Regions from separate parts of the Homo sapiens genome. Here all the other regions are linked to region 1. A link is a loop called in an ENCODE intact Hi-C map of the cell type or tissue named here. Cell type or tissue: GM12878. All regions are shown on one strand. Links, peaks and the distances in the headings refer to the core of each region. The heading gives the core; the rest is flanking DNA. Region 1 overlaps ASMER1 (adipocyte associated metabolic related lncRNA 1). Region 2 has its middle 77 kb from the start of HSPA13. Region 3 has its middle 44 kb from the start of RBM11. Region 4 has its middle 160 kb from the start of ASMER1. Region 5 has its middle 160 kb from the start of SAMSN1-AS1.

Region 1 (6,144 bases), core at 627-5,626:
TGGGGATTAACATTAGGCTCCTGGCTCCTTATGCACATTTCTGCAGCTGGATTGAATTTCTCCCCAGAAAATGGGTTTTTCTTTTCTATCACATTGTCAGGCTGCAAATTTTCTGAACATTTATGCTCTACTTCCCTTATAAAACTGAATACCTTTAACAGTACCCAAGTCACCTCTTGAATGCTTTGCTGCTTAGAAATTTCTTCCATCAGATACCCTAAATCATCGTTCTTGAGTTTAAAGTTCCACAAATCCCTAGGGGAGGGGCAAAATGCCACCAGTCTGTTTGCTAAAACATAACAAGAGTCACCTTTGCTTCAGTTCCCAACAACTTCCTCATCTCCTCCTCTGAGACAGCCTCAGCCTGGACCTTATTGTCAATATCTCTATCAAGCTTTTGTTCAAAGCCATTCAACAAGTCTCTAGGAAGTTCCAAACTTTCCCACATTTTCCTGTCTTCTTCTGAGCCCTCCAAACTGTTTCAACCTCTGCCTGTTACCCAGTTCCAAAGTTGCTTCCACATTTTTGGGTATCTTCTCAGCAGTACCCCACTCTCAGTACCAATTTACTGTATTAGTCCATTTTCACACTGCTGATAAAGACATACCCAAGACTGGTAAGAAAAGGAGGTTTAATTGAATTTACAACTCCATGTGGCCGGGGAGGCCTCAGAATCATGGCAGGAGGTGAAATGCACTTCTTACATGGCAGCAGCAAGAGAAAATGAGGAAGAAGCAAAAGTGGAAACCCCTGATAAACCCATCAGATCTCGTGAGGCTTATTCACTATCATGGATAGCACGGGAAAGACCAGCTCCCATGATTCAATTACCGTCCCCTGGGTCCCTCCCACAACATGTGGGAATTCTGGGAGATACAATTCAAGTTGAGATTTGAATGGGGACACAGCCAAACCATATCAATGTTAAAACAAAATCCTAACATAATTTTTTGTCTTACATATTGAACTTGGAATTCCTGGCTTTTTATTTACTTGGAACTTCAAAAATTGTTATAGATATACCACTTTTTTTTTTCTGTCAGGACCTAATTCTTATTTTAAAAAGTTACATGATGTCAGTTTCAATTTCTCTTGAGATTTCACTTGGATAACACAGACTATCACAATTTTGCCTCTAATTCACTCTCTGGTGAATTGCTCTGCTCTATCATTAAGGTTTTGAGCCTACCTTTATAAAATGGGCACAAAAAGGAAGTAAAAATTATGGTTCTTACATTCACTTCTTATGCATGTAAGAAAGGATAGAAAGATAATTTGGAGCTATATTACAAAATGAGTCAGAATCTGCCTACTAGTTCTGGAGGTCTTTCACAAACTCTCAAATTCTTGGGAAAACACAGCACTCTTTTAAAATGTCATGTTACATGGCCATTCACTGCCTATTATACTACTACACTCAAGCCCATGATTTCAGAAAGTCCCTCTCAAAAGGAGGTTCAGAGTGCAACTAGATTTTTATAACTACCATTTAAATCATCAATATAGAATATGCTTCTTTGCTCTTAATTTACTTTTCATTTCTATTTGGTGGGGAGTTCATCATTAAAATCCTCCCTGGAAGGTTTGCAAAGATAGAACTTTGGTTGAGGATGGAGGCAGAGGCAGCACTGGCCAATCCAGACTGCAGGGATCACTTTACAGGTCTTGAGAAAAAATAGTGGTAGGAAGGGAAGTAAGCAGGAGAGAGGAATTAACTAAAGAGAAGTAAAACGTGTCTTGTTTAAACTAGTGGAAGCAATGAAAATTTAGCAGCCATTGTTTGTCTCTTTATTCCTTATTTATAAAACTAAAGAGTAAACTATATTTTTAGGTTAGGTTTTAATTTATGGGAAAGGGAAAGAAACCTAAAAGAAGCCCCCTGCTGGCCACTCTAATTTCTGCCCTATTTGCTCCTTAAAAAAAATAAAAATAAAAATATCCTTACCTTTCCTATATTTTCCTACATTTAAGACATAATTTAACCTTTTATTGTTAACTGAGATTTATCATTGTTATAAATGCAATATACAAATATAAATCTCTAAAGGCATTTCAGTAATTTGTCTTTTATGACAAGAAGAAAATCATCCTTTGAAAGATATGTATCTTGTTTTAAATTTGCATTTAAAAGTCTATCACTAGTAGATTAGTTTTGTTATTTTGCTCTTAATCTGAGCACAAAATAAGTTTGTTTTGATTATCTCAAACTCTGGGAGGTCTTTAAAATTAAATAACAAATCCGAGTTTTATTCAAAATTATTTACAACAGTCTTTTGTCTTATTCTAGAAAATTAAGGGGACTACACATAGCAAAAATCCCGAGGCTGTGTTTGTTTCACGCTGTTACTTGAATCTATGATGAAATCATTTCCTAGGCTTATTCTTTAGAAAATAAAACTCCTTAGGGCAGACTGACCCGAGTTGCACAGGAATGTAAATAAAAATGATTATTTCTCTCTTTACATAAGACAAATATTTTACTACATTGTGTACTATAATAATCTTTCTCATGGCCAACACAGAAATATTAGCATCTACCAAATATGGTTAAATCCTCAAAGCCTACTTATAAAGCAAAAGCAGCACTGGAAATTGACATCACTTACATTTAGTCACATTTTCAAAAGAGCATGATTAATGAAACAGAAGTGTTCTCATGGAGCGTGTGCACCATGTGCTAGTGACAGTTATATCAGAACGAACTACATGTAGCATTTATCTTCCTTTTGCTCTGGTATCTCCCGAGTGAAACGCTTGGGTGTGTATGAAAAGCATAGGGAGAATGACAACTCATTTGGTATTGACTTGGCCTTTGTCCCAGCTCTCTCTTACATCATCAACCCCTTCCTCATCTCTGCTGTCACTGACTTTGAGAAAGCACATGGTTCAGCCATTTGACATCCTCTCTGTAAGACCAGGGATGAGTCTGCTATGCGTAGCTCTGTTTATTAAAACCTCAATTTTAAGAAGGTTACCATTCTACATAAAACCCTTGACCTCTCAGAGTTAGTGGTATGAGCCTAAAAGTTGCCAGGACATGCTAAACTTTTCCTGAGAAAGAGTCCAGTCAACAATTTTATGACAATCCTTCTGACCTGAGCTTTGCTTAATACCATCAAATAAGTCACAGGACAGTCAGGAGATTGGAAATGTATCACTTGATGAGGTTTTTCAGATTGATAACACGAGGGTAAGCAACTGTGTCATCCAGGAGGCTCCAAAGTCCAGGGTCCATTCAGGGCCAACTACAGCAGTGCCCCTTCCTAAGTCCAGGCCATTCACACCAACCGAAGCCCAGCAGGGGGCAGCTTCCCAAAGCTAAATCTAAAAAGACCATAGCCAGCCCAGCTGAAAGTCCCAGGAAAAGGCAATGTTGCCTAACAGTCATGAGACAGCTGGAAAAGTCCCTGCACCTGACACACACTGTTACAGACAGTGCTGCCTCATAGACGTGTAGAAGGCACATCAGGGAGAGTGTCGGGGTCAGGCCAGAAACTTCACATTAAATCAGGGAGGATTTGTTTGGGGCTCACATTTAGACAGAGAACAAAGACTTCTCTGTCATTTTTGTAGTTTTGTTCATTTGTATTTGAAAATAGCAGTTCTCTCTCTGGCCTGACTGCATCCCTTTGATGGTAACTGAAGCTTTCCATTGCAGCGGTGCTCCTGACGGGGGCGACATTGAACCTGCTCAGGGCTCAGGGCTCCTCTTCCCGGCTCTGTGGCCTCCCCGAACATGAGTAACACTATGGCCTGCAAAGATAGGACTTAATTGTCCTTAAAAGGAAAAATGCCTGCATGACCAGAGTTGGACCAAGCCAGAACAGGAGCCCCTGAGAAGTGCTAGGTACATTTTTAACAGTTCCTGTTTACTTTCCATAGGAGATTATGAGAAGAACACAAGAGCACATTTATAAGTAGTTTTCATGATTCATGTTATCACTGAAACCAGATGCTATTCTGAATCAAACAACCCTGAAGTGATGTGCAATTCTAATATCTGCTTAATTAATCAAAATATTCATTAATACGTAAGAAAACACATTCTGTTTGTGTTTTAGAGTACACATTTATCACATGCTCATAAATACTTAAATACAGGAGGTATGCTTGGCAGATAAATTATTAACTTTTCAGAGATCTGCAGATTTTAGAAAGTTTTGGGGGGAAATTAAATTTTAATAAAACAGCATTTTACTTAATTACAGAAAAATCAAATAAAATTATTTTCTAGATTCTGAAAGAAAAACAAATAGATTATAAACTGTAAATGCCCTTTGTCTTATGATAACCTTGCTAGCTTTAGTAATTGTATAATATTATGAACCTTGGGAAACAGTGCAAAGCATCAAAAATCTTATATTAACATATATATTGACTCTAATAAACCTATATCTGTATTAGTGTTTAATATTGATTAAAATTGCTTATAAGTTTATATTAATAGGAAATACATCCTGATTTAGTAGGATTTTAATAACTACAATCATGTATTGCTTAACGATGGGAATATGTTCTGATAAATGCATCAGTAGGCAATTTCATCATGTGAACATCAATATCATGGTGTACTTACACAAACCTAGATGGTATAGCCTACTGCTTCTAAACTACATACCTGTACAGCATGTTACTGTATGTAGATGACTGTAACACAATGGAAAGTATTTATGCATCTCAACATAGAAAAGATACGGTAAAAATATGGTATTATAATCTTATGGAACCATCATCATATATGCAGTCTATTCACTAAAATGTCATTTTGCGTGATAAGGGCATTTACTCCAATATTGCTTTATTAGATTGGCATCCTTGCTGACTCAAGACCCTTTCCTTATGTACTGATGACCACCTATTGATTCTCAGAAAGTCTTATATTCTCACTCTTGTGCCACCCTCAGTTATTTCCCTCTGCCTTTCACAGCTAACTGTCCACTTCACACCACTAATCAACTGCTGTGAACTTGGCTTTTACCTTGATCTCAGCTCTTCCAAAAGTCACCAATCATTTCCTAAATGCAAAATATAATGACCTTTTCCCTGTGTCCATCATACTTTGTATAACATTTGATATTGTAATGAGTTGAATTGAGTCCCTCTCAAAAAAGACAAGTTGAAATCCTAACCTTCAGTATCTCAGAATGTGACCTTATTTGGACACAGAGTTGTGGCAGATGTAATTAGTGATGAAATGAGGTCATACTGGAGCAGAGTTAGCCCCTGATCCAATATTACTGGCATCCTTCTAAGAAGATGGCCATCTGAAAACATATACACAGAGAGGACACACTGTGACAATGAAGGCAGAGATTGGAATTAGGAAGTTGCAAGCCAAGGAGCATCGCAGATTGCCAGGAAACCACCAGAGGTTAAGAAGGGGGCAAGGAAGAATCTCTCAGAAACGTAAGAGAGACTGTGGCCCTGGTGATGCCTTGATTTCAGACTTCTAGCCTCCAGAACTGTGATGTGATCAATTTCTTTGATTTTAGGCAGTTTATGGTGCTTCATTATGGCAGCCCTAGGAAACTGATAGTTACTACTGACCAAGGCTTTATTCTGCACTTACCACAATTTTTTAAATGCTCTTGTCCACAGGGTTCCATACACCATATTTTTCCAGAAGCCTGGCTACAGATTTCATAGGATCACAGGATTCTTTACTGCCTCTCATCTCCTATTTCCTTTTTTTTTTCCAACAGGATTTAACTCTGTGTTGCCCAGGCTGGAGTGCAGTGGCACAGTTATAGGTTCACTGCAGCCTCTCCATCTCCTGGGCTCAAGTGATCATTTTCCCTCAGGTGCCCAAGAAGCTAGAACTACAGGCGTGCATCACCACACCCAGCTAATTTTTATTTTTTCATACAGATAAGGTCTCGCTTTGTTGCCCAGGCTTGTCTCTAACTCCTGGCCTCAAGGGATCATCCTGCCTCAGCCTACCAAAGTGTTGGAGATACAGGCATGCACCAGCATGCCCAGCCTGATATTCCTTGAAATACCTCAAGCCATCCTGTAGTATCAACTACCACAAATATGTGAGGGCTGCTCCAGTTCATATCTACATCTTGAACCTCTCTAAGTCTCCATGGGTCAACCTCCTGTGTTTTCCTGCAGCACACCAAAGTGTGCTCAAAAAAGCAAATG
Region 2 (6,144 bases), core at 444-5,443, 560 kb before region 1:
GAGGTAGGAGAATCGCTTGAACCAGGGAGGTGGAGGTTGCAGTGAGCTGAGATCACGCCATTGCACTCCAGCCTGGGCAACAAGAGCAAAACTCCACCTCAAAAAAAAAAAAAATAAAATAAAATAAAATAAAATAAAATAAAATAAAATAAGCATCGCATAGCGCTGGAATTTGAATGTAAGTCAATTCACTCTAAAGTGTTTGCAATAAGCCAGTGTAAGATCCTATTTCCCCAAATTTTCTGTCTCAGAAAATAGTTTACAATCTTAAAACACTAATCAGCTTCAGAGAATGGCTTGAAGTACCAAAACATCTGTCGTAAAGAAACTAGAAAGGCAGGGAGAAGAGTTTAGCTATAAAGAAAAAGGTAATAGGTAGAAGTGAGAGTTGGTCAGCAGGAAGAGTGACAGAACTGAGCTAGACGGAAACTGTCTATGGAGTTCTATGGAGTTCGTGCCTTACAGCTGGGATGTTGCCAGAGTCTGGCTCAGAAATAAGCTATTGGAGGTGGTGGAGACATAAGACTGGGGAATGGTCATTCCCTCCTTCTGCTCCGCTCCCACCCCCAAAATACCGCAATTTAAGAAAATATTCTGATTCAGTCAAAGTGGAAGCAATTTAGTTTTCTTTATGGTTGTACCATCATTTTTTATCTTCACGATTGTGTGTGTGTGTGTGTGTGTGTGTTGTTTGTTTGTATGTGTGAGTTTTTTTCTTCTATGATATAGATTGGCAGATCATTATCGTGTGACTCATTTACAGATCCTCAAACTTTATGCATGGGAACCCTCCTATAAAAATAAGATTATCAAAATTCGAGATCAGGAATTGGAATTTCAAAAATCAGCTAGGTATCTTACTGTATTTTCCATGTTGACATTAACCTGCATTCCATTCTTGGTGAGTGTATGTCATATTTCCTGTTTTGATTTTCAAATCTGATTTACAGATTTACCTCCAAATTACTTGGAATTAAGATGTATAAAGTTAAATATTATGTATCTGAATTAAAATTGTAAAGAAATACATTCATTAACTTATGTGGATTAGAGAACAAAAGTTACAAAGAAAGGGAAAATACTGTATGTGTTTTCATTGGTCTGTATTTTTTAAACACAATAAGATTTACTTCTCTGTAAATTTCTCAGAGATTTTTCATATATGCCTATATCTCTTAAAAATATAATCTACATTTCAGAGTTTCATTCCAGTTTTAAAGCTTGATATGTATGACTGATTCCTTTTAAGCAGACTCAAAGGGCCTATTATATGGAGATGAGAAGAGAAGCAACATTTATTGAGTTGTTACTGAATGTCAGGGAAGTTACATACATTGCCTTATTTCAATCTCACAATAATAAGGCATTATTTTTCTCATTTCACAAGATGAAATGGAAGTCCAGAGTAGTTGGAAACATCCTCAAAGTTATAAAATTGGTATTTAGAGGCAAATTGACATGAAGTGACATTATTCTCTTTCTATTACACCATAAACATTGGGAATCCCATGCTATTTTAACTAGAATATAAATTGCCTTGGGATATGAAGCCATGGGCAAAAGCCAAAGGAAAAGCAAGCCACATATAACCGGAGCATCAGTTTTAATCAAAGTTGCCACTCTATGTTGATAATTAATTTTTTTGTATTTCAACAAACGTGAGTATTATGGAAGTGAATGCAATATTTACATTTGGAATACATTGGTAAGACCATCCAAGATGTATTTGCTTAAGCCAGTACTATATACATGATAGTAAGTCCATTCTCATGCATGAATGAATTTTTCCTGCCTTTTCTAGATGAAACTTATAAGAACGAATATAAATCTTAGCCATGATTTATTCATATCTTCCTCAGTTAATCTTATGACACAAAGAAAGAATAATTATTATATATAAGTCAGAATGTATGCAACTGGAATATAAGTTTACATAAAACTTCTGAATTTAAAGAAATGATGAACTGGTTTACAATGTAAATGGGAATAATAACTGTGGTAAGAATATAACATGTCTTACAAGAAAAGCGCTGGACCACATGGTCTCAAGGATGTCATTGTCCGAGATACATGAGTTTATGACCCTTACTAAAATATATTTTATGTTCTTCAGCAAGAGTACTAAATTTCAGGAAACAAACACAATTATTTAGATTTTATTTTCTAATTTTGGGGACTGTAACTAATAATGTTATCAGTAGAAATTTGAAGAAAATAACACATCTCTATTTTTTAGGTGTCCCTGGCAACCTTGTGTGTCTATTTCTTACTGGATGAAGGAAACATTTTAACAGCCACTAAAGTGTTCACATCGATGTCTTTGTTTAATATTTTAAGGATTCCTCTGTTTGAGTTACCAACCGTGATCTCAGCTGTGGTCCAGGTACATACAGAATACCTTAAACTAGGAATTATTCCTTTACTGGAGTCTATGGTTTGTGACATTTTATTTCTTTGTCTTTTTAATTTTATTTTATTTCACTTTATGTAGTTGTTTAACACTGCATTCAAAATTAGTTTTCCTGAATTAAGGAATAATAGAGAACATTATAGAATAAAAAGAATCATGTCTTCCTTGCTTGTGCTTTTTTTCCATCAAAGTGACTTTTAAATATTTCAATATGTTATTTTGTTTTCTTGTTAAGTGTTAGATTCTCTACTTAGCATTTTTAAAGCTGGTGTTAGCCACTGTGCCATTACAGGATTCATTTCCTGTTTCCAACGGAAAAGTTATAATTAGGTGCTTTGTATGAAACTAGATCGAATGTTTTCCCAGGGTTCAGCAGCATTTCATCTATACTGAATGAATAAGCAGGGAGACAAGCACATTGATAATATCAGTCAGCCAACAAGCCAAGTGTGAGATGTCTGGGTCAGCCTGCTTTTAGTTGTAATCTCCAGTTCCTGGAGGCTGTTTAGATGCTAGATACAATGAGTAGATGGTTGCTAAAGCCACAGGAAACCCAGAAAAGTTCCTTGATCCTTTTGCCCTGAGATTTATGGTTACATTTTTTGGATGTCAGGTTTGGCCATCCTCCATTCAATTATTTTCCTCAAGTCTGGATTCATAAACAAAGTGAATATTTGCTTATTGGAATCATCCTTTAATCTAAGAACTTTACTCTTTAAAAAAATATTATTTGAATAAGGAGTAACATAATTGAATAGTAAAAACCAATTAAGCTATTTTTGTTACATCTTTTTCATGTTATTTTTCTTAAAATAACCAACAGAGGGCATAGAAGAACCGCTGATGTGATGCTTTTAGCATTTGATTTCATAGCACGCTTCTCATAAAGAAAATGTCAGTTCTTAGAGTAACAGTTTGGTTCTAGTTTTGAAATTAGAATCTAGCTAAAGGTCCGATATCAAAGCCTTTTCCAATTGCTAGCAGTACTCTGCTACCTTCATTTAAGGAGACCATTTTTCCAAAATGGAAAAAAAAGAAAAAGCTAACTGTATGTTCTGATTTGACACACTTGGTAAACAAAACTACAGCCCAATTACATCTTATGTGTTAACGATACAAGTCCCCTAGCACAAAGTAAATAAAAATGTACTAGAAATTGTATGTAAGTCAGTTTTCAGAAAACAATGTAATTTTATTTATCCTAATGTAGCCAAACATTTTATAGCTATTTTACTATATTACTATTTCCTATTTCACTATAATTGAATGTTATTATTATCAACATTATAGTTTTGTTTATCATCAGTAGCAGAATTCACTCACCGATCTTAAAGTTGCTTTTAAAGCCTTATTTTTCTGTATTACAAGAAAATATCACCCTACACCTGTTAGGATGGCTATTATCAAAAAGTCAAAGAATAACAAATGTTGGCAAGGATGTCAAGAGAAGGGAACCCTTGTGTACTGTTGGTGGGAACATAAATTGGTACATCCGTTATGGAAAACAGTATGGAAGTTCCTCAAAAAATTCAAAATAGAACTACCATACGAGATAGAAATCCCACTTATGGGAAAATATCCAAGGGAAATAAAATTACTATGTTGAAAAGATATATGCACTCCCATGTTCATTACAGCATTATCAGGAGCCAAGATATAGAAACAACCTAAGTGGCTATTGGCAGAAAAATTGATAAAGAAAATATACAAACAATATAATATTATTCAACATGGCAGAATATTATACTAAGTGAAATAAACTAGGCACAAAGAGACAAATACTCTGTTATCTCACTTATATGTGAAATCTAAAAAAGTCTAACTTACGGAAGCAGAGTGAAGAAAAGTGCTTATTAAGGCTCAAGGGTGACATTGGGGTGGGGTGAGGTGAATGAGATGTTGATCAAAGATTACAAACTTCCAGTTATAAGATGAATATGTTCTGGAGACCTAATGTACAGCGTGGTGACTATGGCTAATGATAGTGTATTGTATACTTGAAAATTGCTAAGAGAGTAGATGTTAGGTATTCATATACACAGGAAAATAAAGGTGCCTACGGGAGGTGATACATAATCTAATTAGCTTGATTGTGGTAATCATTTCAAAATGTGCATGTATATAAAAAAAGTTGTATACCTTAAATATGTATAATTTTTCTCAATTATACCTCAAAGAAGTTGGGAAAAAATCAATCTTTCTATAATAATTAAGAGTTATTATGGCTTTTCTAGAATAATAAATAAGATTTTCATTTCTTTTTCTTATAACTTTCTGCATAGATGACATTAGCTTTGATCTTTGATTCTTGAAACTGCCCTTTGTCTTTAGAAATGAATGTATTTATAACATTAAATCAATTCAAACTATGCTTGCTATATTTATCTCAATATCTTTAATTTGCGTAAAAATTCTACTTAGCCTGTAAAACGTAGTAAACATTTTTTAGTTTAAATTCTACTTGAACCCCAGATAAATTCCATCTGTGCTTATTTTGATAGACAAAGATATCCCTGGGCCGTTTGGAAGACTTTCTCAACACTGAGGAGCTTCTTCCTCAAAGTATTGAAACGAACTATACAGGAGGTCAGCACTTCCTCTTTTCATTCATTACTTATTTGACTTCTGGGTTGAAGGTAATTGGTTCTAAAATGCATCATTGTATATTTTTTTTCTTCCTTAGATCATGCTATTGGGTTTACAGATGCTTCTTTCTCCTGGGATAAAACAGGAATGCCAGTTCTAAAAGAGTAAGTCGTGGTTTGGTGAATTTTTTTTAATGTTAATATTGGGTTCTAAAATGCTCCATATTTTTATTTCTTAGAGGTTTTTAATAAGATTAATATACTGAAATTAACCTCTCATTTTACCTTTCATTTTCGTGGTGATTTTGCTGTCCTTTTTTCTATTGTTTCTTCTGTCTGCAGCACTTTATTGTTCATTCGTTTGCATTTTGGAAGGGTAGGTGTTTGTAGAAAAAGGTGAAAAGCAACAATTTCAGCGATGACACCAAGTGCTGCATACAGTGACTTATCTAGGAATATATTTTAAAAACAACCACAAAAAGAATTTCCTATGTTGTCTCCCTTTCTTCTCATGCAGCTTGAACGTAAAGATTCCAGAAGGAGCTTTAGTGGCTGTTGTAGGGCAAGTTGGGTCTGGAAAATCATCCATGCTTTCTGCCATTCTAGGGGAAATGGAGAAACTTACCGGAGTAGTTCAAAGAAAGCTAAAATAAAAAATACATTCTTTCAACATCTTCTAATGTAACAAGCTATAGCCAACTTGTCATTAGTGTCAATAAGAATTTATCAAGTTGAATTGAAGATGCAAGCATTTAATGGGCATTTCTAGTTTATAAGAAACATTTCAATTTCCATAGAAATTGATGAATGATGGGTAGATTAATGACAGAATTCTGTTCTCCAAATACTTCAGCAAATCATTTATAAATGCTTATGGTAATTGTTTGATGATATTAACTGAATTGCAACCAATTATAGAGAAAAGAATGTGATTTATATTGTAATTTGATTAGGTTTCTATGTATTATTCAGCAAGGTTCCCTAAGTAATTACAGCCATTTCATTTCTAAGAAGTCTTGCAGCCAGTCTCGGGTAGGATCTTTGACCAAAAAGAAACTTCAGAAAAATAAAGTTATTAATAACTTACATTTAAGATTCAGCATTAGGACCACGAAGAGGTCTACACTTGACTAATTGTTCTATTCTTAA
Region 3 (6,144 bases), core at 452-5,451, 600 kb before region 1:
TGGAGTTTAGCATACAGTATGTTTCCTAGAGAATGCTCTTGGGATCGCCACCAGTGACAAGGAAGAGATGTGAGCAGCAATGGGCAGAGGAAAAGGTGAAGAGTGAAGGAGGCCACTGCCTCTTCATAATCGGAGCTATCCTGTTTTGCACTGAAGTGGTCTGGTCTTTGTACCCCAATGTCTACCAGTCATTTACTGTAGCCACCACAGAAGTGTGTGGCCTTTGGCCAGACTGCTCTTAGCAGCTGAGACAACCCTGTGAGGACTTGGCAACTAAAGGCTCTCTGCTGGCACCTATCCCAGCAAACTTTGGGGTGACAAATCCTCCTTGAAGGTTGTCTGGGTGGTGCAGCTTCATGTCCCCCACTGGGTCATTCCCTGATTGCTTTTATTACAGATTCTCTCCCTGCAGTTTTTCTTTGTTTCTTTCTTTTTTTTTTTTTTTTTTTTGAGACTGAGTGTCACTCCTGTCGTCCAAGTGGGAGTTCAATGCAATGGCGCGACCTCAGCTCACTGAAACCTCCGCCTCCCGGGTTCAAGCGATTCTCCTGCCTGTAATCCCAAGTAGCTGGGATTACAGCCACCTGCCACCATGCCCAGCTAATTTTTTGTATTTTTAGTAGAGACAGGGTTTCAGTATGTTGGCCAGGCTGCTCTCGAGCTACTGACCTCAGGCGATCCACCTGCCTTGGCCTCCCAAAGTGCTGGGATTACAGGCGTGAGCCACCGCGACCAGCCCCTCCCTGCAGTTTTGAAAGAGAACTTATTCATAGTTACTACCTATAGTATTGATGGAGAATTTATCAATAGTTCCTATCTGAAGTTTTGAAATAGAACTTATTGATAGTTTCCCAAATTCTGGCTCCTTCTGGGAAACATCTAACCTCCTCCTTTTTTTCTCCAGTTGGATCTCTTGAGATTCCTCTATATCACCTTCTTTCCCCCCGGAATTACTCCCTAGCTTGCTTCTTGAAACTAAGTCGGTCTAGGTATGTTCTTTGAGTTCTAGTCCCCTTTTCTCTCTCATTATGGGTCTAGTTTAGCTTCTGAATACTCAAACACCCTCTGTATCTTGAAGTTTTAGCACTCAGCCAGCTTGTCCTCTGTTGTTTCTTAGAGCTAACCCTGTTATCTGAGTCAGAATCCATCTCTACAAAAAATACAAAAATTAGTCAGGCGTGGTGGTGCGTGCCTGCAGTGGTGGTGCATGCCAGCTACTTGTGGAGTTGAGGTGGGAGGATCACTTGAGCCTGAGAGATCGAGGCTGCAGTGAGCCATTTTCACCCCACTGCACTCCAGCCTGGGTGATAAAAAGAGAGCTCCTGTCTCCAAAACAAAACAAAACAAACAAAAAAACAGTCCAACTACCAACTATATGTGACTTACAATAAACCAACTAATGGAAAAGGAAAGGTATACTGAAATATTGAAAGTAACAAAATATAAAATCATACACCATGCAAACATAAACCAAACAAACAAAAGCTGGTATAACTTTATTGATATCAGGAAATAGAGACTTTAAAGCAAACATTATTACACACGTGATAAAGAGGGCACTTGAAAATAATTGAAGATTCAATTCACTAGTTTGAAATAAATTTAATGTTGTGTGTACTTCATATCATATTCTCAAAACACATAAAGGGAAAAGTGCCAAAAGCACAAGGAAAAATACCCAAATTCACAATCACAGCAAAAGATTTTACACACTTTTATGCATAATGGAAAAAGCAAGCATACAGACAAATTCATAAGAGATTTAGACAAATTGAACAATGCAATTAGTGAATTCAATATCTTTGTTTATCTTTCTATATCCATCTGACTGCCACCCCACAAACAAGAACACTGCACAGTTAGAGACGGAAACTTATACAAGGTCATAGAGCAAGTCATTAAAAATTGTAGAGTTTTAAATCATATGTATATCAAAGGTTGGTAAAATATGGACCAGAGGCCACCTCTAGCCTGCTGCCTCTTTTTGTAATAAACTTTTATTGTAATAATACAGCCTCACTCATTCCATTACTATTGTCTGTGGTTGCTTTCATACTACAATGGCAGAGTTAAGGAATTGTGTCAGAGACCTAATGTTCCCAAGATTTGGGGTTCTGCTAACTTAGTGATCTTGGTTTCCAAGGGAGGAATGCTTCCACCAGAGATGCTTTAATATGGTTCCATTAAACTGGAAGCTGAGCCCACACGTGGCCACTTGGAGCTCCCCATGCTAGTAAATCAACAGGAAAAGAAGAAAATGAATGTTATGGCTGGGAAATTAATTCTGACTATCTGGAGGATATGGATTGCTACTACAAAAAGCGCTGAAATAGAAGTAGGTCTAATCCACAGTGAGTTGGTTGTTATTTAATCTGTCCAGTAGATGGTGCCAAAGTAATATTCGTAGATGATTAGGCATTCTCACAGGCTATTCCAAGATGAAGATTTGTTCCCACAGCCAACCATCCTTTTTTGCCTTGGAAAGGTGAAGTCTACATTTGCAATTGCTAATGCCAGCTGGACAGCCCCCTGCCTATATATTGAAACTGGATGGTAGTGCTAGTTTTACTTTTGGTATTGAAAGAACAAAGGTCAAACCATTATCTTAGAGCTTTTATAGCCCTTTACTGATAAGTTTTTACGAAATCATAAAATAAACATATTCTGAAATTAAATCAGAAAGTGTTGTGAACATGAAGTCAACAATTTACAGTCATATATCATATTTTTAATTTTAGAGGCTATTTGAAAGGTGTGCTCTATTTTAAATTCACACTACATACACTGTTTTTTCCCAGTGTTAGCCTTCAATCCTAAACAAGAGCACTTGTTAAGTACTGTTTGATCTTTTATAGAGGCTGTTCCATCAGCTGAATAGTCAAGACGCTGTAAAGGGTTTCAGTTTAAATTTACAAAGCTATACATAATAAAAATCATTTGCTAAGCAAAGTAGAAGAAAAGTCAAAACATAAAAGGATTTAATTGTTTTTGGCAAAATGGTTGAGAGCACAGACTCTGGAGAGAAAAAAAATCTGGATTCCAATGCTTGTTCTGTATGATCTGGGACAAAGTTCTCAGGTTTTATTCTGAACCTTTTGTTTCCTCAGCTATATAATGCAGGTAATAATGGTTTCTTCCTCATAACTTTGCTCTAAGATAACATGAGTACAAATCCCTGGGAATATGCTTAGCATGTAAGTCCTAAATAAATGCTAACAATATTAATTATATTATCATTATTTAACAAATGTTGAACTTTGTGAACTCATGTCTAAAATATCAAAATTTTAATGTGTAATTTGGACCTTTCATCTACAGTAAATTTGTCTTTTTTGTTTTTAAAATATCTATGGAAACCATCTTTTGTTATAGAATGCAATGCTGTCTTCCATTTAAATAGCATGACACTGAGTATATTTAATTGAATTTGAATGGATTTCAATTAAATCAGGATTTAATTTGTAAATCAGACAATTTACTCATTCTTTTCTCTGAATGACACATTCTGGTTCAACAGACCAATATTTATATTCTTGAAAATTTAAATATAGTTGCAAATTTTGTATTAAAATATAATAAATATTTCAGAACTCATACCTCATGGATTTCAAATAAGGCATCCTACAATATAGTTCCGTTGATTCTGTAGCTACAATCAGACACGCGTTTTGTTCGAGTTCTAAAAGTTTGCTCGAGCCAACTTTAATGGGACCACTGAAACTTCCCAACAGTTTCATTTACAGAGGTTGCTGCACCTGTGCTACATTGAGAACATATCAATAAAGCCTTGACAACTTTGAGACAGCCAATTAAAAAGAGCTCCCCAGAGAATCTCCAATCGGCCTGTGCACTGGGAGGACAGAGTGGAGCCTTGGGAAGTTCCCCCCATTTGCAGGGGGAAGGAACCTGGTCCCTCCTCTTCCTGTGAAGTAACCTGGGATTCTATTTGTGAGATGGGGGCCTGTTAACAGGAACCCCTCTTGTTTTACTGTATTATTTTCCTTTTTGCCCAATAAATTCCATAATCCCCGCACCCTTCAAAGTGTCTGTGAGCCTAATCTTTCCTGGTCCTGTGACCAGGAAACAACCCAATTTTTAGCTGAACTAAGGAGAAAGTTTAGTAAGGAAATTATAGTCTACCAAAGGATTAAACATATTTTGATGCAATAATCATTGAAATCTTATTTATTATATTGGCATAAAATTATATCAATGAAAAAATAGAAGTTTCAGAAATAGACACAATGGATTATGATAATTTAGAATATAAAGAAGTACACATTGAATATTGGTGAGCTGAAGAAAGTTCAGAAATAGACACAATGGATTATGATAATTTAGAATATAAGGAAGTACACATTAAATATTGGTGAACTGAATAGTATTTAATCAATACTGTGATAAATGAATTGTTCAGAAAAGACTAGATGCACACATTTTAACATATTAAAAAATAAATTCTAGAAAGATTAAAAGGGCAATTTTTTAAATCAAATGTTAAGAAAACCAATCTTTTCAAAAATTCTGCAAGAGTTTTAGTGCTATTTGCATAGTATGACTGGGAAAGTTTATCTGAAAAAAGTTAAATGGCCTGCCTGGGCCACAATGTTAATTAGCAGAAGAGCAAGGAATCAAATACAAATTGATTTGAACATAAAACCTACAATTGTTGATTAAAATTCTATATAAATTACTTAGAAGAGTCCTCAGCGTGTTTTAGACTAGATAACCTTATTATTAGTGGTGGTGATGTCATCATCACTATCATTATTACCCACAGAGCAGGAAGATGAGTGTAAAGTTAAGTGAAATAAATGTATCAATTTATAAATAAATAACATTCTGGGGACAATGTAAGTTACTAGTATGCTTTTGGATAATGTTGCCAAAGGTTAAGCAGAACCATTAGAATGCTGAAACCTCCTGAACTAGTAATTCTTTGTAATTCATTTCAAAGTAATAAAAAGAAGTGAGTAAAAACACTTCTGCACAAAGAAGCTTATGTCATAGTAAAAACTTGGAAATAATAAGATGTTGAATAATTGACATTATTAAATTATGCTACATTAGCATAATAAAATATTAGGTAGTTATTTTTAATGATAATTATGGGGATAATGCAGGAAAACTATTTGTGAAACCTAAAAATGGAAAAAAATAAATGTAAACATGGTAAAATTGTAACTAAATGCAATAATAGAGCTTATTTAAGAACTGGAGCACAGAAAATTACACATAGAGTTGTCATGGGGTGGAGGTGAGGATAGAGTTTAGGCGATCTTTTTCTTTGCTCTTTTTAATGTTTTCAAATGTTTTTATAAAATAGGCAGTAATACATTTAGGCAATTTGCTTAATATGTTCATGGATATAATTATAATTTCCAAATATAAATGTAAGTATATTTGGCTAAGTTCAAAATAATGTGAGCTTTAATTAATTGTTTCAGCGATTTCAAAGAGAGAAATTCAACATGTTAAATAATATAGGTTTTCAGATTTCTCTTTCTTTTTGTTCAAATTTGGAAAGTTTTTTTATCCTTAAATTAATTCTCAATTAATAATCATTGAGGGAGAAACTGTATCTATATTTTTATAGGAATCTTCTTTAATGAAGGTTAATCACTTTGGTAGTCTTTGAAGAATTTAAAGACTTTTCCGACTTCTCTCTCTGTTCACTAATGTGCAATTTTGAAAGCCAAATTAATGAAACTCTTCCTTGCATAGCTCATCCTTATCCCATAAATTCATCTAGTTAAAGTAAATAGGAAGATAATGACTACATTCTTGTGTCATAACCACCACCTTTGCTTTAATATATAAAGATCGATGGTGAGTCGAAGTATGAGAACATTGACCAAGGAGGAGGCTGGAAATGAGGTTGAAATTGTGAACTAACCTGTTGTGACCTTTTTTTTAAACCTTTACAGTACACATGATTTTATTGTGTCTACTTCTATACTTAAAAGATATTAGCTTTAATTTGAAATGATTTTTTAAATGATAAGACTCCTTTGTCAATCGTCATCCTTGACTGAATTCCATCTGCTGTTCCTAATACGATAATTCGTTGGATCTAAGATGTCAATGATTGTGAGCCTTATCATTATTTCCTGAACTACTAAGAAAAAAATCTACAAATTAAAC
Region 4 (6,144 bases), core at 447-5,446, 100 kb before region 1:
TGATAGAAAAATTAAAAATAAAAACTACCATTTGATCCAGCAATCCCACTTCTGGGCATTTATCCAAAAGAGCTGAAATCAGGACATGGAAGATATTTGCCCTTCCGTGTTCATTGCAGCATTATTCACAATAGATAAGAATTAGAAACAACTGGTCGGGAGCGGTGGCTCATGCCTGTAATCCCAGCATTTTGGGAGGCCGAGGCGGGCAGATCACGAGGTCAGGAGATTGAGACCATCCTGGCTAACATGGTGAAACACCATCTCTACTAAAAATAAATAAATAAAAAAATTAGCCGAGCGCGGTGGCAGGCAGGTGCCTGTAATCCCAGCTACTCCGGAGGCAGAGGCAGGAGAATGGCGTGAACCCAGGACGGCGAGCTTGCAGTGAGCCGAGATCACGCCACTGAACTCCAGCCTGGGTGACAGAGCGAGATTCCGTCTCAAAAAAAGAAAAGAATTAGAAACAACCTAAAAGTTTATCAGCAATATGTATGGATAAAGAAAATGTACTATATATTTATACAATAGAATATTATTCAGCCATAAAAAGAAGAAAATTCTGTTACATAGATATACCTTGAGGACATTATGCCAAGTGAAATACGCCAGTACAAGAAAGACAAATAGTACTTGATTCCACTATGTGAAGTATCTAAAATAGTCAAACTCATGGAAATATAGAGTAAAATTATGGTTTCTAGATGCTAGGAAGAGGGACAAATGGGAAAATTGCTGTTCCGTGAGCATAAAGTTTTAATCATACAAGAGACAAAATTTTCACAGATCTGCTCTACAACATTATGCTTATAGTTAACAATGCTGTACCATACACCCAAAATTTAAGAGGAAAGATCTTACGTGTTTTTTACCACAATAAAAAAATTTTGTAACATTCACAGAAAAAATTTTTTTTTACTTTATTTGTACATATAATGGAACCTTTTGATCTACAGCTCAAAGGCAAAAAGCAATCATTCCAAATTAAATTATCTTGGTTAATATGGCTGTTTACAATAGGGAATATGGCTCATCACACTCCAACTGAAAAATAAAGACTTTCTAATCTCAATAGCCTGGCCTGTAATAAGAATATAAAATTATAAACGCAAACTTTCAACTCCCAAGTGAAGCATGAATTCCAGAGCCACTGTATATTGAGAGTGGGGAGAAGTGTATGCTTAAGGGTAAGATTCATATTTTATATTTTATCTCCCTGGAGGAACAGCGTCTCTCCTCAAAGAGAGAGCCATCACAGTGTAAAGCATAATACAATGGCAATCAAAGGGGCATCCACAGATAACCATGTTCATTACATTGCCTTTAATTGCTTTAGCCTAAAAGACAGCAGCCCAAAAGTATAGATCCATGGCAGATCATTGTACTTAAACAGTCAAATATGTATCCTTCATATTTTAAAATATAGCCACTGGCCCACCAAATAGGAGTTCTACTGTCCACTTCTCTCACACTGCCTTCTACACAGTATAAAACCTTTCATCTTGACATAATTAGAAGAATCTTCCAAACAAGTAAAACTATGACTTGCTCACATGCCTACTTTTCCCACATGACCGTGGCAAAATCAGATATTGTCAGACAACTTGAGGACCTCAATTCACCATAGAATTTTCATAAAATGGTTAAGAGGTAGGATCCTATGGTTCATGGAGGAAATTTGGGAAGAATTCATGCTTAGGCTAATAAAAAATACAGTTCATTCATTCATCTCCATGAAGACAGGAAAACTATGCCATTCTGATCTTCACTGTATCAATCAATGGTCTGTAATTGTTCAGTAAAAATTCTTCAAATGAAGGAATGTCCAAAGTTGTCTGGATTCAGTCTGTAAAAGAGTAATTAAGCTTTTGCTTTTGCTTAATATACATGCCTTGACAGTATATTAAAGTGCTTAATTAAGCAGCTTTTTTATGGTCACAGAAGTCTTTGTGATATTTAACATTATGAAATCTACATATTCAGAGCCACCTCTAGTCTATAAAATTAAAGTATTTACATATAATTTAATCACATATTTTCTTCACAAAAGGCATTATTTAAGATATGGCAACTAAATCAGAGAATTCTGGACAATTGCTTTTGTTCATAATTTTATCCAAATGATGAAGTTCATAATTACACAATGTTACAGTTATGAATATATTAAGGTAGACCTTAAAAGCTCACAGCAAAAGAGTAACACAGTGTCTGAGATTGTGCAATGTACCAAAGAGGATATTGACTTTACTCTGGATAATACGCAGACAAATTTACATTTATGTCTTAAACTTAACCCCTAACCTTATAAATGATTGAATGCACCCAGTGGCTTATTTTCTGTAAATCAGTAAGTAACCTCAAATGAATGCATCAATTTTCATAATGCATGCATTGTTAGTATCATCTAATATTTTTATTTCAAGTAAATAACCATATTATTCATGCTAGTAGCTGGTACAAACCTTTACCATTCTTCTTAAATTACTTAGCTGGACTCACCCACTCATTTTAACAGATGGCCAAGCCTCCTACCTCACAGAGAAAATAGCAGCCATCAGTCACAAACCGCACCTCTTGTATTATCTGCATGTTCCCCAGCTTTCTCTCCTTCCCTTCTGTCCCAAAGGATGTCTTGCCTGTCTTCCAAAGATAACACTTTAATCTGTACTCCTGATTTCATCTTCTTCCTTTCTTCCTCTCTATGTTTACTGAGTGCCTTCTGATGCCAGAATATTCTAAGCCTGGGGACACAGTGTGAAACAAGACACAAAGCCCCTCTCCTTGTGGACTTTGCATTCTATTATGTGTCCTCCAACGCCTTTTCAATATTCACCACCGTTTTTTGAATCTTCACTGTATCCTCTGTCGTGGCTGTTCTCTTTTAGCTTACAAACCTGTCTAACTTGTCCTCATCCTTAAAATGAATCTGCTTATTTTGCTGAATTTGAAGGCATGTATTTCCTTCCCTTACTGCTGTACTTCTAGAATCAGCTGCAGTTTCTGTTTCTACTTTCACTTCCCTTTTTCACTCCTCAGTGCACAGCTATCTATTTTTCTTTTGTTCTCTGTACTCCAGTGAAACATTTATCCTCAGCCTTTGACACACTCTTCCTTCCCTTGAGTCCTCATGAATCCTAGGACAGAATATAGTTTATTCTTCTGGCTACACTTTTTGCTACTGCTTCATTCTCTGCTTGCAACCTTACTGTTTGACTCCCCAAGATTTCTTCTTTGGCCTTCTTTTCTCATTCTGCCCATTCTTCTTGAATCATCCTACCCACACCCATGGTTTCAACTACTACCTATGTGCTAACAACTCCAAAATTCTGTTTTCAGAGCCTTCTGAATTCCTTATCTATATTTTCAAGTACTCCAAAAGCATTCTCATTTAAATAGCCATATCATGTGCTAAAGATGTGGTACGTATTGCCACAGAGAAACACAGAGAAAATATTACCAGCTGTGATTATAGAAAAGCTCCAAAATCTCAGTGGCTTAATAAAATATGAGTGTTTTGTTGTTGGTGGTGGTGGTGTTGGTTTCATTTTTGCTCACGTAAGGTCCAGTTGGAGGTGGTGGTGGCGGCAGTGTGGTGTAGAGGGTAAAGGTGGTTCTGAGACCCAAGTTCATGAAGAATCTCCCCTCTATTATGTCGCTTGCCAGGTCATTCAAGAAAGTTTTATCCAGCCAGTGGATGGGAAGAGAGTTTGGAAGGGGTGGAAGATTTTATGTGACAGTTTTGGAATTGTTATATTTTCACTCACATTCCATTGAACAGAATTCAGTGACATGGTCCCACCTAGATCCAAAGGGGTTGGAAATGATAGTCCATGTCTGGGCAGCCACTTCATAGCATCCTCTATATTATGCAAGAGGAGCAAATCTTTAGTAGTTGGTTAAAAGTGTTTGCTACAGAAATCCATAGGTGACCTTTCTAGACAGAATTTTGTTTCTGATCAGTTGAATAAGGATCGCGAAGAGTGAAAGTGGAGACGAACAGGGTGATTCTTTTCTGGAAGCACAATGTTAGTGTTTAGGTGCTCATTTAATGTTCTTAGAACCAAAATTTGGCTGTTAGGGAAACGACAAAGCTCAGGAAGCAACTGATTTCTCTACCTTCCATTTTTATTTCCCTTAATCCAAACTTCATATAATTTGAATGTCAGAGTGTCATATGTTGCTGGATATAGTTTGGATGTTCGTCCCCTCCAAATCTCATGTTAAAATGTAATCCCCATTGTTTGAGGTGGGGCCTCATGGGAGGTGTTTGGGTCATGGAGGCAGGTGCCTCATGAATGGCTTGGTGCCATCCCCATGGTAACAAGTGAGTTCTCGCTCTGGTAGTTCATGCAACTGCTGGTTGTTTAAAAGAGTGTGGCACCTCCCTCCACTCACACCATGTGAGAGGCCCACTCCCTCTTTGCCTTCCACCATGACTGTAAACTCCCTGAAGCCCTCAGCAGAAGTAGAGACTGGCACCATTCTTCTTGTACAGCCCATAGAAACATGAGTCAATTAAATCTCTTTTCTTAGTAAATTACCCAGTCTCAGGTATCTTTATAAGAACACAAAAACAACACTAACACGTTGCCCTCCTTCATTCCTTATTATTTTTTCTTTAAATATATAGTTATTTTTCTAATAATAAAAGTATAGATTAATCTTTCCGAAACTCAATTAATTATTTCATTCCCTGAGTTAAGACATTCAATAATATCTCCAATGATTCCAAGAGGAAGTGCGAACACATATGATGTCATGAAAGGCGGTACAATGGCACTCCAGCCAACCTTACCTGCCTTTCACCGAGCTTTATTGTCTGCTATCATTCTGTACCACTTTAGCACCCATAAGGTCTATTTTCCACTGCCAGAAAGCAGATGGCAACAAAGAAAATGCTGGCAGTACTATTCCCCATGTGGTTTTTGTTTAGAGTCACTATTGAGAAGCATCACACAAGACATGGAAAGCAAATGCCTCCAAATCCAAATTCCAAAGATTGGGAGGGCATTATTCCCCAGATATTGTGAGCAGACACATGGGTGGTCATGAGATTTGAAGCACATTCTGAATGAACACTTGAAAATCACCTCAATAAGTATTCTGCACTGAGATAGTCTTTATCTCCCCGAAAGCCTTCCAATGAGAATAAACTTCTAATTCCCTGCATTAAACATTTCAAACTTGCAATACGTAGAGTAGCTGAGATTTCCTTGAACAAACCTTGACATATAATGTCCATCATTATGCCATAACGCTCTCAAGTAGGGACACACACACACACACACACACACACACACACACATAAAAACCAAAATTCTTACCATTACCAAAATCCAATTCATTGTTTTGATACATGCTTTTCTGTATGGCATGTCCTTTTCCTGACATTTCTGTCTGACAAAAGTCCTGTTCATCCTTCAAATTCAAATACCACCGTCTAACTGAGTCCTTCCATAATTCCCCCAATTATAGACACATGCTCCTTGGGGAGCCCATAACATCTTATTCATACCACTTACATGGTATTTATAACGTCATTTATATGCCCTCACCTTGTAGAGAGAAATTATGTTTCATTACACTCTGTGGCCTTAGTTCTTAGTACAAACATTGTCGTATAGTAAGCATTCAATAATGTGTTGGATAAATGGTCCATTTTGAAACAAAATGTCATTAATGTAGGTGAACATTTTCTTCACAGCATACTCTGAAAATTGGGAGAGTAAACCTACATGCTGGGAGTATACTTAAGGCTCACTGAAGCATTTCAGGCACCACCCCCTCTCTCCAGTAGGACACAAGCATGAGAGACAGATAAATGAGCAATGGGAAGACACACACCATCTTCCACCTCTCCCTCACCTTTCTCCTCTCAATCTCTTATCACTTATAAAATTAGTTATTTCATTTATTGGCCTACTGGGAGTAGGTTTTATACCAATCCCTGACTCCAGTATCCACCATTACACGCTTTTTCCTCCTGAAGACTTACTGTAGAGAAAAGGTTTTCTCCATGTTGTCACATTAATGGTTCTATGTGTCTGACCTTCCTGTAGGAGGTGCCCTAGTTGCCCAGACAAGTGGTGCCACCTGCCTGGGTGCAGGGGAACATGCTCCTGACGCATTGCAAGGCAGGAGCAG
Region 5 (6,144 bases), core at 818-5,817, 130 kb before region 1:
AATGTAAAAGAGAGTTTCTATATAAAAGTGGATGCAAACAAAATCATATGTCAAGTACAACCAAGATTTTTATTAGATCAAAACCAGGAAGATTTAGTGTCTGTGAGGTTGCTGTTTAAATTATTTTCTTACATTGCAATGGAAAGAAATAGATTGTATGAACCAAGTTTCTAGTATAAGAAATTGTTACGGGTTGAATTGTGTCCCCCAAAAAAGTATGTTGAAGTCCTAACCTCCAGCATCTCAGGAAGTGACCTTATTTGGGAATAGTGTCATTGCAGACGTCATTAGTTAAGATGAGATCTTGCTGGAGTAGAGTGGGCCTTTAATCCAATATAAATACTGTATTTAAGAGAAGAGACACAGAGAAAACATAGGGAGAAAATGGCCCTATGATGGTGGAGGCAGAGAATGATTGGAATGATGCATTTATAAGCCAAGGACAACCAGCAAATAGCAGAAGCTAGAAGCAAGGTAAGATTCTTCAGGTTTCAAAAGGAACATGGCCCTGCCAACACCTTGATTTCAGAATTCTTGTCTCCAGAACTGTGAAAAAAAGAAATTTCTGTTGTTTAATCCATCCAATACAATAAAATAAACATATCTGAAAGATTTTATTTAATTCATCAATTAATGAGGAAACGTCTACAATATCACAAACCTTCAAAGACTAAATCAAAGTACTACACATGTAAAAACAACAATGCTTAAATAAATGTACAAGTGAACACAAAAATGGCTTATTCTGTGGGAGTGAGAGAAGGATTTGGAGAAGGAGCTTAATTGTATTTCCAATGGGCAAAATTTACTTGTATGGCTAAGGATAAGAATCATTTGCATTGCTGTTAGTCATATACAGTTGAAAGAGTTGTAAAGTAGCTCAAAGACAACAAAAGGTACAGACAATCCATGGATAGTCGTGGAATAGGAGAACCCAGAATGTATGAGTAGACATAACCTTTTTGGTACATTTTAAAATCTTTCATGATTTCTTCCTGTATCCATAACAAAAAGCTTTTAAAACCAACATTCATTTTTAACTTTATATTCTATTTTTTGAGGCCAAAATGATTTAGAAACTTCAAAAAATTATTTACGAAGGAGTAGTCTAAATTATAAGAAACTGTAAGTTTTCTGAGAAACAGAAATTAAAATTCTCAGGTGAGTGGGAAGGTTCCATTTCTTAAATCCATTTTCCATTTTTCTTAAATTTTACTTATGATTGATTTCAATTCAAATGTAGGAAGACCCAGTTAAAAGTATAGTAGCTAAATGAATTTACAGATAGTCTAAGACAAAAATATGAGTTTGAATAAAGTTTATTTGATTACTATATTAAGATAGAAATGTTAGCTGCTCTAACAAACACCTGTCTCTCAGTTTTAATGAAATAACATTTTATTTCTTGCTCATAGGAAGTCCAAAGGTATTGGGCAGATTTCTTAGATGTCTCTCCTTCAAAGCATAACTCAGGAATCTAAGTTCCTTTCATTATATGGTTCTGCCATTTGGGAGCCTTTCACTTCCACACACACACAGAACACAAATGAAAAACCTCATGAGAGATGTTAGGTACTAAGCCTGGGTTTGACTTTCAGTTCTTGTCTCAACTAGGCACGTGGCCCTAACTCAACTGCAAAGAATTCTAAGAAATGTATTCATCCTGAGTGCACTGAAAAAGACAACAGGTTTCTCAGCAGCTAGCCTATTACTTCTATCATCCTTCTTACTTATATAATTAATTGCCAGTTACAACTGTTCCTCGTAAACCATGATAATTGATTTGACTTATCTTTTTTAAATTCTTTTAATTTATCTCTATTAATTTATAGCCAATGGAAAGTTGCCCAACTTTCTGACTTTGTCACTCTGAAGACCCAGTATGGAAGGTTCTTAACAGCAAAAGCTGTATCACATTCAGAAGAGGACAACCACATGGAAATAAATGAGCAGTGAAGCTGACAGGGGTATCAATGTGTCTTTCAATGCTTCGTGCATCATCAGCTATTTATTTCAATATTTTGTATGTCATCAGCACTTTGTCTGACAGCTCCATTTGTTCACTTTTCATACTTCTTTTGGGTGAACAGCATGTATAAGAGCTCCATTTTGGAACAGCACATTAATCTTCCCTAGTTAAGGGATGACTTGTTCTCACACTTATCATTGCACCTCTCTTGTGATATGACATCACCCCCTCATTTGCTGAGATAAATGCCAAACAAAAACATCACACCGGCATCTGAATTTCTACATTGTCTATTTGATTTGTATCACAACTTTGAAATATAAGGAAAGGAGGACACTAGTCATTAATGAAGCTACTTTTTTTTCTTGGCGCTTTTATATTTTCTACAAGATTTGTACTTAATATTGAGAAACTCTGACAGTCCTAAGCCAATTCTGTGGCTTGCCCAGTAGGTTAAATCAAGTTGTGCCAGAAAACCCAGACATATACCCATCTTCCACACAATGGAGTGGCAACCAGCCTCCCTTGTCCTTCGGCATCCATGGCAAGTTTGTCCTCTAGAGCACTGAGTTATATGACCCATGAGCCAATGGCTGCATTTACAACAAAGACCCGTGAAAGTTGTAATTCATTTACAAATAACTCATGAGTTCAGTCCTATCCAGAAGGTGATGCTGAAATACTGCACAATAACAATGTTTGTTTGCCTAAAAAGGACATTCAGCAGCAATGGTTCACTACAGGTTAGGCACCATATTTCAATTCCTAATCAAATTCTATTTGGACCTTTCATTTCCTGAAATGACCCTGAAAATGTTATCTCTACTCTAGCTGTCACCCTTCCTGCTTGTGATCTCAGTTTGAAATCTAAGTATTAGAAACCGTAGAAGACTGTGGCTGGATTTGGCATTATTCCAGTTCACTATGAAGACACATTTAAACTGAAAAACTTACATAAACTAAGTGAGATGAACTGGTCTCCATAACAGGAGAAGGTAATACGATGATGGCTTATAATTTGGAATAAAAATCATGTAGTGTCTTTAATATCTTTCACCCACAAGACATTATGTGTATAAAGACTTAGAAAATTAGAAAATAATGGGAAAACACCCAAATGTCCAAGAGCAAGATAATAAATAAATAAATTATGCTATGCTCAAATAATGAAATAATATGCAACAGAGAAAAGCAATAAACTACAGGCATGACTGACAATGTGCAGGATTCCCATGAACAAAAATGTTAGAAGAAAATGTCAAATGAACACAGAACAATATGGTATAAGATTTTGTATACAAACTTTTAAAACGTACAAAAGGATATTATATACAGCTAAGAGTACCTGCAATTATTGTACTAAAAACACAGTGGAAGATAAATACCGGTGGCTCCCTCTAGAGGCAAGGAAGAAATGAGACGTGATCAGAGAGGAATGCTTAACGGCACTTCAAATGTGCAGGGCGTGTTTTATTTGCTAAGCTGGTGTTCACTTTATTTTTCTTTATACTCTCCTTGTATGTGTAAATATTTGCAAAATAAAATGTAATAAAACCATGTAGGTGGCGATCCCTGCCCTTAGAAATTAAAAAAATCTTATTATGGAGAAAAGATATTTGCACATTTTTTCAACTTTATATATATTTTATTGTTGCAATAATATAGACTACAAGAAATTAGCTTATTAAATAAAATCTACCTTCATTCATATATATATAATACTTTGAGTTCTGGAGCACGTGTGCATAACGTGCAGGTTTGTTACATAGGTATATATGTGCCATGGTGGTTTGTTGCACCCATCAACCCTTCATCTACATTAGGTATTTCTCCTAATGCTGTCCCTTCCCTAGCCCCCACCCCCCAACAGGCCCCAGTGTGTGATGTTCCCCTCCCTGTGTCCATGTGTTCTTATTTTTCCACTCCTACTTATGCGTGAGGACATGCAGTGTTTGGTTTTCTGTTCTTGTGTTAGTTTGCTGAGAATGATGGTTTCCAGTTTCATCCATGTCCATGCAAAGGACATGAACTCATCCTTTTTTATGGCTGCATAGTATTCTATTGTGTATATGTGCCACATTTTCTTTATCCAGTCTATCATGGATGGGCATTTGGGTTGATTCCAAGTCTTTGCTATTGTGAATAGTGCTGCAATAAACATACGTGGACACTTGCACATTTTTTAAAAGGTAGACGACAACACAAGATGACAAATGTGTAAATTCCAAATGAATCTTACAGATAACCTGATAATATTCCTGGAGTCTTCAGGGAAATTTTATTTGTGGAAATAAAATGTCTTATTATCAAAAAAGCAGATGGAAACAGGGAGAGGACTAAGAAGAATATGATCCATGTCCATACAATTATAATGTATATCTTCTTACTGGAATGTTATCTCCATGAAGGCAGGATCATCTGTTGTGTTTAGTGCAAATCTTGAGTCCCTGGTATATCCTAGGTAAAACCTACGTACAATAACTTTCATGGAGGGAAGACTGGTATTCTCTAATACCAGTATTCTTGAGATAGAAAACTCATAGACATTCTGACAGTTTAGTAATATACAGTGTTTTACACAGCAGTTCTCAACCTCATAGAACTCCTTTTTCCAGAGAAAACATATGGTAGATATTTTAGGTTTAACATTTGTGGCTGACAGATCTGTATTGCATGAGAAAGAGAATGTAAGGGTGTATCTGATAAAGCAACTAGTTTGATCTCTTAACCTGAACCATGATGCTCCTGTAGCAAATAAAAATTAAAGTGGAACAATAACAACTAAATCTAGGACACTTCAACCATTGATGTCAAAAATACTGAATTGAGAATTAGTACACATAAAATAAAATTTACTCTGTTGTTTGCACTTGATCTAGAGGTTGTATGGAAAAAAATAAAAACAGAAACAGAAAATAGTGATGGATTTTAAATAGTTCTTTGTGTCCTAAAAAGCCAACCAAACAACAACAACAAAAAACATAGATCTCAGAGGCCTTTGCAGGCTGTACATTTCAAGACCAGATAAAAGGTGAGAGGTCTCAAGTGACAGACCAAGATGGGTCACAGGATGCCTGAGAAACCACATGATTAGGTGCAGTCAGACGAACAACTGTAGAGTCAGTGAAAAATCAATCTGGTAGTGACAGAAGCCTATGAGTGAAATGTCTTTTCCATATTTTTTAGCTATCACTCTGTCAATACACGCACTTGAAACTGGATGCACTTGAGAATTAAAAGATGTTAGATCTATAAAGCATTAGAACAGTGTCTACTAGGTACTACTCAATAAATACTGTCTACTTTGCTGAAGTAATAAGTATATTAATAACAAAATTTTTAAATATTGAATTAAATTTTTTTATTGTATATACAGAAGCTCCTTCAATGCTATCTTTTATTTTCACCATGGCTTCACATTAGCCTATCACAAAATTCTACTCCTTACCTACGATCTCAGTGAGAGGTTCTTGCATTAGGATGTACTAAGAACACCAAAGAATCTAAAGAACTCACGGTTATGGCAATTTCTACAATGAAGATAAACAGGGATTATGCAGTTTGGTTGACATTCAGGTCTCCAGTATGTGCTCTTTGGCCTTTCGTGGTCACACTATGTGCTGCTCTGCTTCTATTTATATCATCTTCATCAAATAACAGGCCTAGTAGGAGAATTGTAGGCAGGGGGTGAAGGAAAAAACAAAATGTATGAAACCTTCAACCAAACACAGTGACTTTATGTTACCAGTACTGGTGGGAGATTTGTTATAGGACTAAAAAAGATGCAGAAGAATTCATATAAGAATCAGGAGATCCAAGGCCTACTCTAATTTGCCACTAACTATCTGGGTCACCATGGGACTAATTCCTTAACGTCTGTGAGTACAATACTATACTCAAATTAGAAAATCTTCCAGATCCCTCCCATTCCATATTTATGATTCGTTGATGTTGCACCTTCCCAGATAACCAAGAATCACCTATAAATAGGAAGGGGCAGGCATTTCTCTTTTCTCATCACATTCTCTTTTCCAATAGGTGTTACTACCCTCTAATTTTTTTTTTTAATAAAATCCTCTAGCAAAGGCAATGATTCCTCTATTACTCATCATGAACAAGAGTGCCAGATATGTTTCCTGACTGATAGAAATATCTGAATAAACACGTGGTGCAGT

What was found. Peaks named below come from ENCODE experiments on the same cell type or tissue, not always from the same donor. Only the 100,000 strongest peaks of a DNase experiment are listed, where the experiment ranks them.
Region 2: it touches region 1 in a loop (6-fold over the local background); 3 of 110 quality-filtered maps call a loop at or near these places.
Region 3: it touches region 1 in a loop (2.8-fold over the local background); 28 of 110 quality-filtered maps call a loop at or near these places.
Region 4: it touches region 1 in a loop (2.8-fold over the local background); 3 of 110 quality-filtered maps call a loop at or near these places.
Region 5: it touches region 1 in a loop (2.8-fold over the local background); 4 of 110 quality-filtered maps call a loop at or near these places.

Annotation. Positions count from the first base shown.
Region 1 is chr21:14,861,123-14,867,266 of GRCh38, forward strand. All of the region lies in intron 1 of ASMER1 (adipocyte associated metabolic related lncRNA 1), which reads right to left. Among named protein-coding and RNA genes, the nearest start is that of ASMER1, 54 kb to the right of the region's middle. RefSeq lists an enhancer at 3,556-3,605. In GM12878, for the core only: CTCF peaks have their summits at 1,876 (motif pointing left), 3,306 (motif pointing right) and 3,669; a DNase peak (open chromatin) is centred at 3,665; H3K27ac peaks cover 925 bases.
Region 2 is chr21:14,303,460-14,309,603 of GRCh38, forward strand. No RefSeq gene overlaps it. Among named protein-coding and RNA genes, the nearest start is that of HSPA13, 77 kb to the right of the region's middle. In GM12878, for the core only: a CTCF peak has its summit at 3,245 (motif pointing right); a DNase peak (open chromatin) is centred at 5,023.
Region 3 is chr21:14,257,494-14,263,637 of GRCh38, forward strand. No RefSeq gene overlaps it. Among named protein-coding and RNA genes, the nearest start is that of RBM11, 44 kb to the left of the region's middle. In GM12878, for the core only: a CTCF peak has its summit at 2,392 (motif pointing right); no DNase peak of the experiment used is centred there.
Region 4 is chr21:14,760,306-14,766,449 of GRCh38, forward strand. No RefSeq gene overlaps it. Among named protein-coding and RNA genes, the nearest start is that of ASMER1, 160 kb to the right of the region's middle. RefSeq lists enhancers at 2,775-2,894, 3,055-3,184, 3,235-3,294, 3,425-3,484. In GM12878, for the core only: no CTCF peak of the experiment used is centred there; a DNase peak (open chromatin) is centred at 3,016; H3K4me3 peaks cover 1,975 bases; H3K27ac peaks cover 3,244 bases.
Region 5 is chr21:14,734,768-14,740,911 of GRCh38, forward strand. No RefSeq gene overlaps it. Among named protein-coding and RNA genes, the nearest start is that of SAMSN1-AS1, 160 kb to the left of the region's middle. In GM12878, for the core only: a CTCF peak has its summit at 3,366 (motif pointing left); DNase peaks (open chromatin) are centred at 1,564, 2,784 and 3,340; H3K27ac peaks cover 1,851 bases.